Regions from separate parts of the Homo sapiens genome. Here region 2 is linked to region 1. A link is a contact called in ENCODE Hi-C or POLR2A ChIA-PET data. All regions are on one chromosome and are shown on one strand. The core of a region is the stretch at or near the end of the contact, and the rest is flanking DNA. Distances in the headings are between cores, read along the strand shown. Region 1 holds the start of FOXN1 (forkhead box N1). Region 2 holds the start of SPAG5 (sperm associated antigen 5).

Region 1 (2,885 bases), core at 136-2,635:
CAGGACTGCAGTGCAACGCCGCCCTCGGATCCGAGGAACTAGTGTTCCTCAGTGCGGGAGGAAGAAGGCTACCGGGCAAGCAGAGCTGGACCCTGCAGCAGTAAAGACTTCAGAGAGGCTCCAGGAAGGACTTCATGATTGTGAGGAAACTGACCAGATTTTCTCCTTCAGGGATTAGGAAAACTAGGAGGGGCAGCCCTGCCCGATGTGGGCAATGACTGGCATAGGGGCAGGGGATGGATAGGATGACTTCCCAAGATGAGCCCCTCCGCCCGGGTCCCTTCCCACTGACCAGTTGTGCATTGCCACAAAGCACATCCAGACATATCCCCCATGCCTGTAGGTGCCGAGAGAAGAGGCAAACACGCCCACTTGCTAGAGTCTACTCTTCATCCAACGGGCTTCTTTGGATATTTAGGGAGGGCCTGGGGGACTCCACGGGGAATGCCAGAACCTTATCTGAGCGGGTAGTGGGTGGGGAGGAGTCGGGGGAGCTGGCAGGGGCTTCCTGCTGCTTCGGCCACTTCCCTAAGGGCCTTCACTTCCCACGCCCCCAACTCTAGGCCCCAAAGGCCTCAGGGCTCCCTGCCTGGCCCAGCTCTGCTCACCAGGACTCTGCCTTAGGGGTCTTGCGGGAGAGAAATGGAGCTGGGGATAGGAGGCGACTCTGCCCTAAGCCCAGCATCAACTCATGGCCACAGCACCTGTTTGCCACCTGTCTGCTTCGCCACAAGGTGCACCATCTCCTTTCTGCAACCCAGGCCTCTGCATGGGCCCAGGCATCTAGACCCCAGCCCAGGCTGCGTGGAGATGTTGAGCAATTCCTTGATCTGCACACACCCTTGGTGCTCCCCAGCTCCCAGAGCTGGGCTCTCCCTTCTTCACCTGGAAAACCACTACATGGAGAACTTGGCCCCCTGCCTTTCAGCTCTAGTTTTCCAGATCTAACACTTTTGAGTCCTCATTTCCTCCCAGCACAGGGTGGGTGAGCGCATCTCCAACACACAGAGACACACACAAAATCCAGCACACACCAGAATGAGACCCACACCACAGCAAGAGGGATTAAAGTTGGACAACCTAGAAAAGGAACTGGAGGGGGAGGTGGGGGAAGGGGTGCCCCTTGGCCTCCAGGCACTCACCCGAATTCTGAGTCTCCCTTGAGCTGCAGTGAGAACCTGGGTGCTCCCCGTCACTCCTGAGCCCCGTTAAAAAGGCGAACGCCCTCCCCGTGCCCCAGCCCGGCCCTGCTGGCCTCCACGGCTGACTTGGGCCGGGGCTCCTCTTACCTGCTCAGTGAAGCAGGTCGGCGTGGGGGCCCGGGTCTGGGGGGCCAGGAGCTCTGTCCGTCTGTCAGTCCGTCAGCTCGGCCGTCCTGTGTCTGTGCTGACATCAGGTGAGGGGAGGCAGCTGCCAGGTGAGCCAATAATTATGATATCAGCTTCCCCTTGCCCGGAGGGGCTGCGCCAAAACGGGGAGAAGAGAAAGGTGACTAAGAAGCTAGTTTGCTCCTTGGCTCTTGTTTGACAGGTACCGGCTCCCGTGCCCGCCCCAGCCGCACCCTGGCCCCCCAACCCCTCCCTCCTCCTGAGCTAGCCCAGGCCCCCTCCCCTGTCCCTGCCAGTGCGCACAGCCTGTGGCTTGTAGAGGAGGGGGTTGTCCCGTGGCCCCCGCCTGCACTCCAGAAGGGAGATGTCGCCCCCCCACCCACAGGTGGGGCACAGGCCTGTTGGAGCATGCACGTGTGTCAGGAGAGCCTGGCCGCCACATGTATGCTCATGGAGCCCACTCATGAGGTTCTGGGGAACAGCGCTGGGTGGCAGCCCAGGGTTCTCTGAGGCACGGCATGGACAGGTTGGGCCCTTCAAGGGCCAAGCATTAGCACAGATTTGCTGGGAACTGTCTGTCCATGGGGCCGGCCATCTGTCTGTCTCTCCACAGCTCCCGCAGCACCTCGAGGGTGTCTCCTTGTGGGTGGGGGCGTGTGCACCCACTGGAGCATGTGCTGGTGACTCCCATCTCCCTCTCCCTCAGGGGCAGATACATGCGAGTCTGTCTGCATCTCTCCCTGGGTCTGTACATCTGTCTCCTGGGTGGGCGTGTGTCTGCATGTCTTCCCCTGTGTCTGTGTCTCTGTGTCCCCGGACCCAGGCCCGTGTGTCGTCCGTGTGTTGACATGCTCATGTCTGTGCACACGTCTCTGCTGTGGGTCAGCAACCTAGTCCTGTGTGAGCATGTGGGTGTCTGTGGGGGTGGAGATGGGGGCTCCCTGGTTCTGTGTCTTCATCCCAGGCTACTCTTCATTATTTGGAGGATAGAAACAGAAACCTGAGTGGCTGTTGCCCTGGTCTCTGGCCCCTTAGAGTTCATGTTGAGGGTGAAGCCCTAGGAATTGGCTTCCCTGGTCCCAGCTGGACTCAGGCCTGGAGCCTGTCCCTGCTCCCTGACAGCTTTCTCTGCTGTTCCCCCAGACCCTGTCCTCACCTCCTTCTCTCTGCTTCCTTTTCATCTTCTTTGCCCTCCATCCCCTTGTCTCCTGTCCCTGGTCATTCTTTCCCTCCTCCATCTCCCTGACCCTTGCACTGGCCTCTAAGCCCACTTGTGTCTCTTCCTGGAGCTAAAGGCTCTAAGGACCTAGTACCAGCACTGCTGCCCAGCAAGTTCTGGGATTTGGCTTCTGGCCTGAGGGTATGGACAAGTCAGCTCTTCCCCAGTGACTATCTCATTCCAAGGAGAGAGGTAATATCAACCCTGGCCGGGGCACAGTGGTGGTCATCTGGCACAAGTGTGGAGCATGCTAAAACATTTAGAGAGTTCTTAGTGGAGGCGGAAAATGTTCTGTACTAAATATCCATTTCAGAAAAGAGGATGCAGGGGCAGACAGC
Region 2 (2,931 bases), core at 332-2,831, 93 kb before region 1:
CTGGCTTAACTTTTTTTTTTTTTTGAGACGGAGTCTAGCTCTGTCACCCAGGCTGGAGTGTAGTGGTGCCATCTCAGCTCACTGCAACCTCCGCCTCCCAGGTTCAAGAGATTCTTCCTGCCTCAGCCTCCCAAGTAGCTGGGATTACAGGCGTGTGCCACCACACCTGGCTAATTTTTGTATTTTTAGTAGAAACGGGGTTTCGCCGTGTTGGGCAGGCTGGTCTCGAACTCCTGACCTCAGGTGATCCGCCTGCCTCGGCCTCCCGAAGTGCGGGATTATAGGCGTGAGCCACCGTGCCCGGCCCAAATTTTTTTTTTGTAGACATAGGTCTCACTATATTGCCGAGGCAGGTCTCGAACTCCTGGGCTTAAAGGATCCTCCTGCCTCTGTCTCCTCCGTGCTGGGATTACAGGCATGAGCCACCGCACCTGGCGATATTTTGCATTCTTTTTTTCATACGACGTGTTTGAAATCCAGTTTGTACAGTGTTTTACATTTATAGCACATTCCCACTGGGACTAGTCACATCTGAAGTGCTCAAAAGCCACTATGGCTAGGGCTAACGTACTGGACAACACAATGCTAGAGGAGCCCGTCCCTGAGGACGCTGCAGTTTATAACATCATAGTTCCTCCTCTTTGGACTGCTGCTTTCCCCCTATGTATTAAGACTTGCAGAGTGTAAACAGGGCGCCGTGAGTGTGCAAAGCACACACACCTTCGCAAACGGCTCACTCTGAATACTGACCTTTCGGCTGTCCTACCTTCAACAGGTTTCCCGTGCATAGGAGATCCAAGACAGCAGAAGGCAGGAGCTGGCGGGACAGGGAGGAAGAGCGGCTCTGCCGTTTACTATCTGTGTGACGCTGAGCAAATTACACACGGTCTCTCTGACTCAGCTCCTTCCTGTCACAAATGGGGATATTTATAGTATTTCTCACTACGTAGGTCCTTATGCGCATTAAATGAGCTACTACACGGCATTCGGCATAGCGCCAGGCACACACTCAATGTTCAATACATGTAGGCGGTTAGCCCAGTAAACTGGTAGCCGGCCTGAGTAAGTCCCAGGAAAAGCCCAGAAACTCTGGAGACATTACAGCCCAGGTCGAGAACCACGGCCCGGGCCGTCCCGGACGCGGGCCCACCAAGCCTAGGGAAGCCGCTCGGCACCGCTTCGGCTTCTAGACTCCCTGGCCGGCTCTTTCCCGTCAAGGCTGCGGCTGGAGAGGACTGAGGGAGACCTAGGGAGAGGATTCCTCTTCTCCATCCACGGAGACAACTTGGATATGAACACCATGGATGTGAGGAGGTCCGCTGGAAGCAGGAGGGATGGACTCCTGGACTCTCCAGCTACCTGCGTGGTCCTCCCCGGTGTGAGGACAGAAGACCGGTCCTGGGCCGGGCCCGCATCCAGCCCTACCGCCGGTGTCTGAGGTGAGGGCTCCGTCAGCGGAAAACGCTCGACAACGGAGGGGCAGGCAGGGCCGGGGGCGTGGTCAACGCGGGCCCCGCCCCCCGGGCTCTACCCCCGAGCGTACGCGCGCGCCTGAAGCAGCCAACCAGGAAGCGCAGAGCAGGTTCAAACACAGACGGCGGGTGAACATGGCGTCCTCGACTTGGTCTGAGACGTGATAGGCCTGCCTTCTGGTTGAAGATGTGGCGAGTGAAAAAACTGAGCCTCAGCCTGTCGCCTTCGCCCCAGACGGTAAGCGGGAGATCTCTGGCGGAGAGAACTGGGCCGGGCTGCTGTCGCGGGGGCACCGGCCGTGTCTACTGTCCTGGAAAGTTGGGTCGAGCCCGGGGTTGGGGGCTTGTGGAGTCTTTGTTCGCCTTGCTGCTCCTGCGCGACTAGGGTGCGAGCGTACTCTTCTAATCGCATTTTGGGCTTCTTAGGGAGGGAGGAGGGGCGGGCTGGCAGAACCCAGGCTTCCTCACACTCGCCCTCTTTCTTGGTTTCTTTCTCAGGGAAAACCATCTATGAGAACTCCTCTCCGTGAACTTACCCTGCAGCCCGGTGCCCTCACCAACTCTGGAAAAAGATCCCCCGCTTGCTCCTCGCTGACCCCATCACTGTGCAAGCTGGGGCTGCAGGTGAGATTCGCCTGGACAGCTTCTCGACTGGGCTGTTTGCCCAGGGTGAGAGCTCAGGGGAACAGAGGGCCAGGGCTACAATAATTAATAACGATAATGAAGTCTTCTACGTCGGTGACATCCATTTACAGCTATTCAGGCCAACAGAGAGGTGCCCTAGGGTGGTTAAAGGAAATCCAGTGAGAACTTGAATCTCTGTTTAGCTGTTAGTTTTTATTACCTCCTCCTCCTCCCTTCGACCTTTATCAAACTATTGAGAAATCCTACCACCCTGATTAGTGCTCTTCCTCCAACATGGGGTCACTTACGGAAAGGTCAGTCACCTGCAAGATTGAGGCAATATCCATTTACTCTAGGAGGTAGTTAGAACTCTCCTGGGATCAAGTTACACCACTGGAAGGTAGGGTACTTGAATCACCTTAGTTTAAACTAGCTCCTTGCAGAATTGCCCTCACTGATTTGTACTTTTGTTAAACGTTTTGAGAGACGTAGCCATGTAGAAACTGCATTTCAGTTGCTGTCAAAACTTGTCAAGGAAGCAGCTTGACTCCTGTATAAGATTCCTCCAAGAAAGGCTTTAGGACTAACTGCCTGGAAAAATTGTCTTCCTGAAGAAATTGCTATCCTTTTCTTTCTGATAATGAGAACTATGTAGTTTACCATATTTTCCCTCTTGCTCTGCCTTCTAGAAAGCTCAAGGCCAAACTGGATCATCACATACAGCTACTGTTATAGCTGTATAGGAAGTTTTGCTTCCTCTTTTTTGACCATGACTTTGTTATTTCATTAATCGTATCTATTCATTTTCATGCATATGAATTATTTTTGGAAGGAG

The links. Hi-C counts contacts between places; a loop is a spot of excess contacts on that map. ChIA-PET counts read pairs that join two places held with the same protein, here RNA polymerase II (POLR2A). Pooled maps may share reads with other maps.
Region 2: a loop to region 1 is called in a map with no recorded cell type, with 2.1 times the contacts of the local background. The contact joins the promoter of SPAG5 here to the promoter of FOXN1 in region 1. A Hi-C loop is called at or near these places in 7 of 168 maps with a recorded cell type or tissue (CD4-positive, alpha-beta memory T cell, CD8-positive, alpha-beta T cell, GM12878 and 4 more), 10 of 37 single-sample maps with no recorded cell type and 13 of 50 pooled maps. POLR2A ChIA-PET finds 5 or more read pairs at or near these places in 6 of 52 experiments (BJ, GM12878, WTC11 and 3 more).

The regions. Positions count from the first base shown.
Region 1 is chr17:28,504,848-28,507,732 of GRCh38, reverse strand. It overlaps FOXN1 (forkhead box N1), which reads right to left and starts at 1,385. Exons shown (of 9, transcript NM_001369369.1): 1 at 1,290-1,385. RefSeq lists an enhancer at 1-134.
Region 2 is chr17:28,597,675-28,600,605 of GRCh38, reverse strand. It overlaps SPAG5 (sperm associated antigen 5), which reads left to right and starts at 1,581. Exons shown (of 24, transcript NM_006461.4): 1 at 1,581-1,710; 2 at 1,971-2,096. The coding sequence starts at 1,660. It overlaps SPAG5-AS1 (SPAG5 antisense RNA 1), which reads right to left and starts at 1,473. Exons shown (of 3, transcript NR_040012.1): 1 at 1,360-1,473; 2 at 751-908. RefSeq lists enhancers at 1,071-1,150, 1,375-1,919 and a silencer at 1,361-1,670.